Linked DNA regions of Homo sapiens: region 2 is linked to region 1. The links are chromatin contacts, found by Hi-C in ENCODE. All regions are on one chromosome and are shown on one strand. The core of a region is the stretch at or near the end of the contact, and the rest is flanking DNA. Distances in the headings are between cores, read along the strand shown.

Region 1 (4,956 bases), core at 2,105-4,604:
TCTTTATCTTTCTTGTCGTTCTCCACTTTTATCTGGGCTATCCCCAAGAAAAGGGTACTTGGGGACAATCAACTTATTGCAGAGACGCAGCCCAGTCCATGGCCTTCTGTGCGCCTCTAGCTCAGGTGACTGCATAGCTCAGAACTACAAGGCCATAGAAATACGCACTGGGTACCCCCACACTTCCCTACCTTCGGCCCAAGAGCAGATGGCATTTGGAGAAAGGGGCTCTATTCCATTTGAGTCAGGCTTCCCCACCTGCTACCTGCAGGCCCACCTCTCTGCCACCCCGGCCTGGGCATCTATCAAGTTGAAAGTAATTCCTTAGCTCCCAAAGGCAGAAACGAGTACCCCCAAAAGGACCGCCACACAAATATACCCACTCGTGCATATACAATCCTTTACACACACCCTAACCCTTTACTCACATACTTGTACACACAACTCACCCTGCCCGTAGTTCCTCACTCACACGCCCAATCCTGGGCTCACTCAGAGTCCTGTGAAACCCTCACCCATCCCTCTCGGCCAACATTTGTTCACTCAGCCCTCACACACTTCACTCGCATGCTTGACAAGACGCCAATGCGCTCACACAGAGTTCCCAATGGCATGTTCATTTGCAGGAGGGAGAAGAGGGCGTAGGGTCTGGGTGGAGGTCATGGAGCGCAGAGCGGCGCGGGGTACCGAGCGTCCGGCCCAGGCCGGGCCTCGGGGAGGTGGGGGGACGAGCCAGCGCGCAGAGTGCCGCCTAATCCAGCTCGAGCTCGTGGGCCGCGGGTGCATTTATCATCCCATTACTGTAACAAATCCGGGCTCCACTACATGAAAGGTAAAATGAATTACCGACGTTAAGCCGTCAATAAAGTCATTTCTGTAAATGGTGTCTCCAAAGGGCCGCCGTATTATTCAGCTGGCTTTATCAGCTGGCTGGAAATTACGTGGAGGAGCCGGGCCGCGCGGCGCGCGGGGCCGCTCACTTTGATTAAGCGTCTTGCCAGCGCGATGTGACAGAGCTTTTGACCAGGGTTTTATTCACAGGCCTGTGATGAACGCCAAGCTGATCAGGCGGAATGAAGAGTAATTAAAACCTATAAATTATCTTCCGCAGCCCTTCTCGAGGCGTCTCCTGCAGGCGAGATAAGGCGTCGAGACCCTATTTACCGCGCTGAAAGGGACCGCGGCGCACAAAAGCTACGCAGCTAAATAGGATATTGATAGTGTCCTAATTAGAATTTAATTAAGTACCCACGCTTGCTTGCGGGATAAAGATTTCAATTTTGCGAACTTAAATATAAATAAAATCCCACCCCCATTTCGGGGAGAAGGGGTGGGGGCGCCTGGAGATTTCGGGGAGCCCTTGGGTGTGCTACTGAAGAGGACTCGGGAGACTCCAAGGTGGGGTTGGAGGCGGCTTGGGAAGGTAGAGAAGACTGCAGCGCAGCGTTAGGGAGAGAGGTTTTCTCCCCTAGGCTGCAGCGCAAGTCTAGCCGGGAACTCAGCCCCGGAAATCGGGGGACCCTCGCCTGCTCCCAAGATGCGGTGAGCAATATAAATTCCTGCTCTCCACCAGCCCTTTTGAGAAACTTCAGCTACTGTGGTGGTGGTTCGGCTTGTTGTGGGTTTAGTTGCATGTTCCTCCTAGCCTAACCCTCTGTGACTTTTCTGGAAAACTGGAGGTAGGGGGATTCTTTCGCATGTCACAAATAGACAATATTTCCAAAGGGATCCTTTCTCTACTGTCCCAGTTGCGGAGGGCGTTCAGGGCGAGGAGGTCCGCTGGAGCTCTAAGATGACACCCCCGAAGGCCTCGTTTGCTGACGCCTTTCTCGGCCACCGCAGGCTTCAGCATAGTCGGATACTGGTCCTCCAAAACGAATCCGGAGACAAGTCCCGCAGGTGCCTAGAGCTTCAGTCCACACGCCACCCCCGTCCCTCACATTCCCGGTTATGAGAAAATTTTGGGGGTGCCTCGACCAGGAAATAGCGAAAAAGAGATCGGCAGACGGGAGAATGATAGCAGCTGGAGGAACGGCATTTCCCTCAAACTAGGGAAGAACGCACAGAGCTGGAGCCGGAGGCACCCAGGGAGTTGGGAGCAATCCCAGGAAATTCAGTCACCCGGCAATTGAGGGAAACTCCCTGTTCACAACTTCAGCTAGCCAGGGCAAATACTTGGGGTGCAGCGCTTTCATTTATTTGATTTTACTTTGCAGGGAAATCTAACACAGAGGTTACCCTGAACTCTAAAAGCTAGGGCCTAGCGCGCATCCGCGTTCTGACTCGCCGGCCCCGGGGCCCTCCTGAGATTAATCTGCGTTGCCCGGACTCCCACTGCCAGGGAAGGTCCAGGCAACTGGCTCTGGGGCTATTCCTAGCCCTCTGGGCTTGGCTCTATGGCGCCAGGGCAGCTCCAGGGTGTTGTCGAAAGTCTGGACCGGGAAGGGCATGGGTGCGGATTCCCCACAAAGGGAAAGCAATGCAGCGGGCCGGCAGGAGACGTACAAACGTAAACGTGCGACGCTAGCTAGGCGCAGCGGGCCTTTCAGATTTTGCTATTTGTGAAAAACAAATTGCGCCTCTGAAAGTAACCAACTCTAGGTCTATTTCACATCACCGACCTCCCTGTCTCACTCCCCCTCCCTCCACTACACACACCCAAACCCACACCCACCCACAAACACACAAACCGGCAGTGACAACAACCACCCATCCTTCAATAACAGCAACCAGAGACAGAGGAGAAAATAAAAAGCTGAGTTTCTTAGGCGTGGGGGTGCAAAACAGCCAGGCTCCTGCCTACTGCCCCTGCTCCCGTAGCTCACAGACCCATAATCCTGCATTTCTCTAACAAGTTGTTTATGGAGTTGCTTCTCCATTTGCCTACATCCCAAAATTCACCCCTCCCGGGTTTCTTCTGCCCCCTCCTGAGTCCCGGCCTGAAGGAGGGGGAGGGACGCGGGTGCGGGCGCGGGTGGGGGAGGGCGGACCCGACGCACAGGGCCAGCGCCGAGGCGCCCCCTCTCCGCCAGCGGTTGACGCCCCCGGATTATTTATCCGCAAAGTCCCGCGCGCGCCCATTGGGCCGAGGCCCGAGTGTCAGCGCGAGTCCCGGCTCGCCATTGGCTCCGCACACGTGCGGCCCTGACTCACGTGCTTCCGGTTTGAAGGCAAAAAGTGTGCCTGGGTGATTTTTTTTTTAAGCGAGAGAGTTTGTGCAAAGATCCGAGCTGTCAGAGATTTGAAAAAAAAAAAAAAAAAAAAAAAAAAAAAAACAGCCCGGCGCTGGCGGAGACGCGCTCTCCCTGCAAAAAAAGCAAAGGCGATTAAAGGCGCTGCCAGCCTCACGCTCTGGGCACAGCTGAGCGTGACACTCGGGGAAGTCAAACCCCTCACTACTGCCTAGGAAGATGGCTAGACTTTAAATACTATTTTTTTCCCTTTAAGAAAAAAATTATTGGAGCTTTTTTTCTTGCTTTCTTTTTCCTTTTCTTTTTCTTTTTTTCCTTCATTTTTTTGGCCGTGGCTTACTCCCCATTTAAATCAAATCATTGAATCTGGTTGCAGAAAGAAAAAAGAAATAGCCAAGTGTCTCCATATCTGGATGTCTACAAATTAGAGAGGGAGAGACAGCGAGATCTATCTGCTAGATAAGAACGAGCGATCCAGGCCAGACGCCTGAGCTTTTTTCCTGCACCCGCCCCGTGCCTTCGCTGAGGCTTCGCCTGCCTCCTTCCTCCGCGCACCCCCACGGGCCGCTGGCAAAGTGGGGTGGGGAGCGAGGCGGTGGGGGCGGGGGCCGGCGCGGCGGCCGGGGCGGCGGGGCGGCCGAGCATGGAAGAACAGCAGCCGGAACCTAAAAGTCAGCGCGACTCGGCCCTCGGCGCGGCGGCGGCGGCGACTCCGGGCGGCCTCAGCCTGAGCCTCAGTCCGGGCGCCAGCGGCAGCAGCGGCAGCGGCAGCGATGGAGACAGCGTGCCGGTGTCCCCGCAGCCTGCGCCCCCCTCGCCGCCCGCGGCGCCTTGCCTGCCGCCCCTGGCCCACCACCCGCACCTCCCCCCACACCCCCCGCCCCCGCCGCCTCAGCATCTCGCGGCGCCTGCTCACCAGCCGCAGCCAGCGGCCCAGCTGCACCGCACCACCAACTTTTTCATCGACAACATCCTGAGGCCGGACTTCGGCTGCAAAAAGGAGCAGCCGCCACCGCAGCTTCTGGTGGCTGCGGCGGCCAGAGGAGGCGCAGGAGGAGGAGGCCGGGTCGAGCGTGACAGAGGCCAGACTGCCGCAGGTAGAGACCCTGTCCACCCGTTGGGCACCCGGGCGCCAGGCGCTGCCTCGCTCCTGTGCGCCCCGGACGCGAACTGTGGCCCACCCGACGGCTCCCAGCCAGCCGCCGCCGGCGCGGGCGCGTCTAAAGCTGGGAACCCGGCTGCGGCGGCGGCGGCGGCCGCGGCGGCAGTGGCGGCGGCGGCGGCGGCCGCAGCAGCCAAGCCCTCGGACACCGGTGGCGGCGGCAGTGGAGGCGGCGCGGGGAGCCCCGGAGCGCAGGGCACCAAATACCCGGAGCACGGCAACCCGGCTATCCTACTTATGGGCTCAGCCAACGGCGGGCCCGTGGTCAAAACTGACTCGCAGCAGCCTCTCGTATGGCCCGCCTGGGTGTACTGCACACGTTATTCGGATCGTCCATCCTCCGGTGAGTACCCAACTCCGGGCTGCGCCATGCCTTCTGGCCCCGCGGACCGCCCCAGAACGCCAAGCTGCGGCGCTAGGGAGAGCAAACCCGGCCTCGGGTACTCCAGTCTCTCACGCCTGCTTCCTCACCCCAGTTCCAGTCACAACCGAATGTTCATCCAGCTATGCGATCCTGGCCTCTGCGGCCACCACCCGAGAAGCTACAGCTCGTGGCACAGGAGGCTCGGGTCTCGATTCTTTGATTTTGAACTCTGAATCCCT
Region 2 (5,519 bases), core at 1,089-3,588, 1.5 Mb before region 1:
TTCAAGGGACAGGACATTCAGCCTTAAAACTTGAGGTCCAATCCTTTGACAAGACTCTGGCTCCCTGTTAATGGCACGTTCAAAATCCCCAAGGAGTAGGGGAGCTGGCTAGTTAATTTTCTCAATAATTCAGCTCAACAAGAAGGAGGCTGTGCCAATCAAGAGATGACTCCCCTCTCATCCTACATTCCGGTGACCCTTGCCTCTGACAATCTACGTTTTTCTTTCCTTTTTTTTTTTTTTTTTTTTTTCAGGAAGAACAAATAATGAAACTCTGTGGTCAGGGCTGGTTTTATCAAACCTCCCACCATGCCCCTCCCAAGCCCCTACCTCAGGCCTCGCCTGGCTCCTCTAATAACACTGACATCTGACTTTGAAATGGGGGAAACTGCAGCCTTAAAAGCTGGTCTTGGACGAGCTGCCTGTGACCTGAATCTGTTATTTATAAGTCAAAGAGCTGGCTCCGTGAAACGGACCAGAAATATAACAGCCCCCGCTGTCATTTTGTGCCACCGGGACCAAAAGGCCTCCTCGACCTTCCAGAATCACATTTCTAACTCTGGGCCCCAAAGCACCTTTTAATCCGAGCCCTCTAATTGCATGGCGAGCTTTCCCTGACTCACTTTAGTGGACAGCTAAAACGGCAATGCATTTCTTTCTAAGCACAAACCAGCCCCGATTGTCTCTGCTTTTCTCCACACCCGGCCATGCAAAACTTTTCATCCCTTTTCATCCCCGGGCTGCCTGCTGCCTGGTGGGGTGGGGGGCATTTGCAGCCAGGGGCACAACCGCTCCCCCCACCGAGGCTCCCCGCTTGCCCCCGCCCTAACTGCACCGGGGCTTCCCCCTCTGCGACCTTCTCCGCAGTCCCCTCGGCACAAATGGGGCCGAGCTCCAGGCACAAAAGCCAGCCTGGCTCATTCAAGTCCTGAAAAGGACAGCGGAGTCGAAAGCACTTGCAGCATTTTGGCGCGGGCACATTTTTCTCCTTCTTTTAAAGTTCCGAAAGATTTTTCTCTCCCTGATTTTTATATTTAGACAGTGTTAGAGATTTGCAATCTGGGGCCGGGGGGGGGGGCGGATTCCAGAAAGGAGCCATACCCTTTGTTAACTACGACTCTGCCTCTCGGGCGAGGGGTCTGCTGCAGCTGCCAGGCAAGCCGAGAGGCACGGGGCTGTCCCCGAACCGCGGCTTTCTCTGTGTAAATGATGGACCTGTTGAGAAGCCTGCCTTCCGCCCGATTCCGGTGCCCACACAATCGGAAGAGAGGTTGCCTAGCTCTCCCCAGCGAGGCTTCAGCAATCCTGGCAAGCCCACGCCGCCGGTGATGGAAGCGGCCCCAGGGGCCTCTCACGCAGGCACACACACACACAGACACACACACAGATACACACACACTCTCTCTCTCCTCCGGCCCACGTATATCAACAAGCACACACATCTCCATCCACACTGCTAAGCCTACACTCCGATCGTGGGAAACAAAAACATTAAGCAATCACCAAGCAAGTGCCCGCAGAGCCAGGGCCGCGCGCATCTGCCGGGAGGGGGACGCGCGCCCAGAGGCGCTGGGGCCCGATTCCGGAGAGCAGGGGTGGAGGGCCAGGCGATCGGCGGCGGGGGGTTGAGGCAGCAGGCAAGGGTCTGCGGCCTGGGGGAAGAGGACTGCAACCCGGGCGGAGCGCGCAGGGCCACGGCCGAAGGAGCTCTGCCGGGAGTCCAGGCTGCCCCAGGGCGCGCGGGCTGCGGTGGCGGCGGTGGCAGCCGGAGCTAGCAAGGAGAGGGAGAGCGGGAGCGAGCGGGGACCGCGGCAGACAGCCGGAGGGCCGGACCCACCTGTCTCGGCGAAGCTGATGATTTCGGAAACGCGCTCCTGGCCGTCGGCGCCCGGGCTGGCGTGGCCGTCGAGGTGCGGGATCTCCACGCGGCCGTCCTCGCGCACCTTGCCCGCGTGCAGCTTGCGCAGGGCCGTGACCATGGCGGCCTTAGGCACGGCGTGCGTGATGTTGGGCCGGCCCCGCATCTGCAGGCGGCTCAAGATGTGCCGCTTCACCGCCTCCAGGAAGTCGCCGTCCACTCGGCCGAGCTCCTCTGGCCGCCGGAAGCCGCCGCACGACGTACAGGTGTCCTGCGAGCCACCCGGGGATCCGGGTGGCGGGGGTGGCGGCGGCGCGGCAGGCGTCGGCGGGGGCGTGGGTGAGCCCCAGGCCTCAGGCCCCAGCCAGCCGGCCGCCAGCAGCAGAAGGCAGGCGGCCCCCAGCGCCCGACCGGGCAGCCCGTCCATGGTGCGCCGCTGGCGACGAGGGCGCCCGCCGCGAGGCGAGCCGAGTCGAGCCGAGCGCAGGGCCGGGCTCCGGGCTCCGGGCGCGCCGCCCCGCCCCGCCCCCGCCCGCGCCCGCGCCCGCCCGGGCCTCCGCCCGCCCGCCCGCCGGGAGGGCTGCCGCCGGCTCGCAGGGGGAGGGGGCCGGCCGGGCCTCGGGGGTTCCCGCGCGGCAGGGAAGGGGCGCCGAGGGCCCCGGGGGCCCGAGGGGCGCGCCGGGCGGGGCGGAGGTCGCGGGTCACTGCCGCACGGGCGTCTCGGGGCGCCTCGGCATCTGCAGCCTTCTCCCCATCCTTTCCGCGTCGGGGGCCCCGCAGCCCCGGTTCGGGTGAAGCGAAAGCAGCGTCAGTGGGAGCGGCGGTTCGGCCGGCGGCTGGGGAAGGTGGCGAAAGAGCGGGTCCACGCAACTTGGCTGAGACGGAAGCGAAGGCGCTGGAGCCCCCCGGAGCGGAGCCGGGCGCGGCTTGGCGCGGCGCTGCGGCGGGCGCTGCGGCGGGGCCCCGCGCTCGCACCTGAGCGCCTCGCCCTCACTGCCTCGCGCCAGGAAGGGCCGCCGGCGGCGGAGACGGGCAGGTCGTCCTCGCCGCGGGCCGGCGGGCAGTGGCGCGGAGCAAGCTTGGTGCCCGGGAGAGCCGGCCGCGCGGGCCCGCTCACAGGCGGCGCCGAGCCCTCGGCCGCGGGCCCTGCAGTCCTCCCGGCGCGTCACACGGCAAAGTTGTCTCCAGGATCCCTGGGCGCCGCATCCACGGGCGGGCGGCCGCAGCGCGCTTCGCCGGGGCCTCTGCTCCGCCCGCCTCCTCGCAGCCTCCCTCCTTCCCTCCGCCTGCCTGCGCGGCCCGGCCGGGCGCGGGGCGCCGGGCGAGGAAGGCGAGGGGGAGGCAGGGCCCTTCTCGCTCCTGTCTCTTCTGCCTGCCGCGGCGGCGGCGAGGTCGGCTCGAGCGCCGAAAAGTCTCGCAGCGTCCCCGGGTGCAGTGCCCTCGCTCGCGCTCGTACTGGCACCCGCCGCAGGGCCGGGAGAGAGCGGGCGGGCGGCGGCGGCGTCCCCGCGCCGGGCCGCGGCACGGAGTGCGGAGCTCGCCGAGGAGGAGTTCTTCTCTTTGGTCTCTCTTCTTTTACTCTCCCCGTTTTTTCTCCCAAGGGGGAAAAAAGCCGCACAATCTCCGTATGTGCGCGCGCGTTGAGATAGACGTTGGCAGAAAAAAGGGGGGGAGGGAGGGTGTCGTCCTGCCCGTGCGAGAGGAGACGGTCCGTACCTCCCCGCTCGAGCTTCCCGGGGTGGGGGGAGGAGGAGAAAGCGGAATCTGTTCAGGTTGGGGCTGCCCGCTCCCCGCGCTCACCCCTGCTTCCCACCGCTTTTTTCCTTTCTGCCTTCCCGAGAAGGAGGGGCGAGCCGGCCCTCTCCCCTCCCCTCCTCTCCCCTCCCACCCCCCGCAATGCCGGGCTACTTTTGCTACCTCGAAACTTTCCCACCACGTGGGCGCCCCGGACCCTTGCCCAGCTGGGCGGCCGGCGGCACCGACGGGTTCCAGGCGCTGGACCCAGGCGCTCCTCCCGGCCCACTCCCGCCTCCCCGCCGCCGCGCAGGCCCTGCCTCTGTCCCAGCTGCCGCCCTCCCCAACCAGCAGAGGCGACTCCCGCCGCCGTGGCCGCCCCCGGCCCTCCCGGGGCGCTCCCTCGCGGCCGAGCCTGGCGAGGCGAGCGGGGTGCGGCGCGGCCTGGGATGCCAGAGGCAGGCTCCGCCGGCGGCTGCCGCTCTGGGGCTGCAGTGCCCTCACCCAGCTCCCCGGGCCGCCGTCGCACTGGCCGAGGCGTGGACCCTGCGAGCTGGAGGGCGGGAAGGCAGTAGCCACTGGAGGCCTGGCCAGCGGCTGCGTCTGCTGGGCCAGGAGGAACGCCCCGATTGTGCGGGATCCCAGGCGCGCGGCCCGGAGGCCACTGAGCCTCAGGGCTTGAGGGGCTGGCAGGGTCTACAGTACCCCACCCCCACCCCCACCCCCAGGGAATTCCCACTTTCGCCAGCAGACAAACTTTGGCTTCACTCAGACCCGGGTTCCACTCGGGCTCAGCCACTGCCAGCTTTGCAGGAGTGACCTTGGATAGAGTCCTCACCTTTCCTATCGCCTACCTCTTCTTCTGTGAAGGGACAGTAACACCTGTATCACAGGGGCTGGGTGGGAGGCCCAGCGAGGCAACTGGGCCAGGCTCTTCACACAACCCGATAAAGGATGGTTCTAGGGTCACCGTTCTCAGGCCACCGGACAAGGAACACTGTCAGTGGAAACTTGACTTTCAGACCCGTCCGGGGCCCCAAGTGCAATGCGCTCCTCTGTCCTTCTTCACGCCCCCACCCGGGTCTGGGGCCGCATGACAATGCCCACAGGACACGGAGCCGTACCCCGTTCCCTCGCAACGGGCTAGACTCAAGGCAGAAGCACGATGGGAGTTCATCCTGGCTTTCCCAGGATATTGGGGAATCGGGGACGTCGGAGGCGGAGCGTGGCCTCCTGCCCCCGCCTCCCACCGCCAGTCTCTCGGGCCAGCCCTGCCACCGTGGAGCTCGGCCGGGACCGCAGGCCCGCGGCGGCCTGCAAGTCTGGAAGCCGAGCGCCCCCTCCCTCCCAATCGGAGGAACCGACCCGAAGCTGGCGGGCAAAACTAGGGCGGGTGTGAGTTTGCCGACCGAAGTCAGAAGCAGGGATCCAGGAGGATCCCCGAGATGGCAGCCCTTCTGCCTCCTTAGAATCTCCACCAGGGCCAGAGTCTCTGCTCTCCCATCAGGTTGCCCTTGCCCTGCCTGGGAGCCTGTGGCCCGGGAGCTTCTGCCTCCTGGGAAGCACCTCCTGCATGGTGGCCTTGAGCCAGGCTGGCCACCTCCTGGTTTTGCTTGCATCTGCCCACCCGGCTGTCTCCGTCACCACAGCCACCAGCTACTTGACAAACTCATTCTCAGGCTCTCAGAGTCAGCCCAGTCTCTCCTCCTTGGCGAAGCCTTCCCTGACCCGGTTGTGCCCTGTATAGTTTTTTACCTGAGTGAGGCTCTCAGCCCAGTGCCTGGCTGTTATCTCCTCCCTTGTCTGTCTCCTGCATGGGAAGCAGACTTCCTGGGCCCTATCTGGTGCCAGACCTGGCAGATGATCAGGGAGAACTTATTGAAGTAATGATTGAATGAAGAAATGAGAGAAGCCATAAAGCCAATGA

Evidence for each region. A loop is a pair of places that touch in the nucleus more often than their neighbours do. Pooled maps may share reads with other maps.
Region 2: a loop to region 1 is called in a map with no recorded cell type, with 8 times the contacts of the local background. The contact joins the promoter of INHBB here to the promoter of EN1 in region 1. A Hi-C loop is called at or near these places in 2 of 37 single-sample maps with no recorded cell type and 5 of 50 pooled maps.

What each region holds. Positions count from the first base shown.
Region 1 is chr2:118,846,046-118,851,001 of GRCh38, reverse strand. It overlaps EN1 (engrailed homeobox 1), which reads left to right and starts at 3,354. Exons shown (of 2, transcript NM_001426.4): 1 at 3,354-4,696. The coding sequence starts at 3,835. RefSeq lists an enhancer at 215-767.
Region 2 is chr2:120,342,955-120,348,473 of GRCh38, reverse strand. INHBB (inhibin subunit beta B) reads right to left here and starts at 2,338. Exons shown (of 2, transcript NM_002193.4): 1 at 1,838-2,338. The coding sequence starts at 2,285. LOC105373989 (putative cuticle collagen 91) reads right to left here. Exons shown (of 3, transcript XM_047446882.1): 2 at 4,447-4,552; 3 at 2,481-3,587. The coding sequence ends at 2,560. RefSeq lists a cis regulatory region at 4,696-5,186.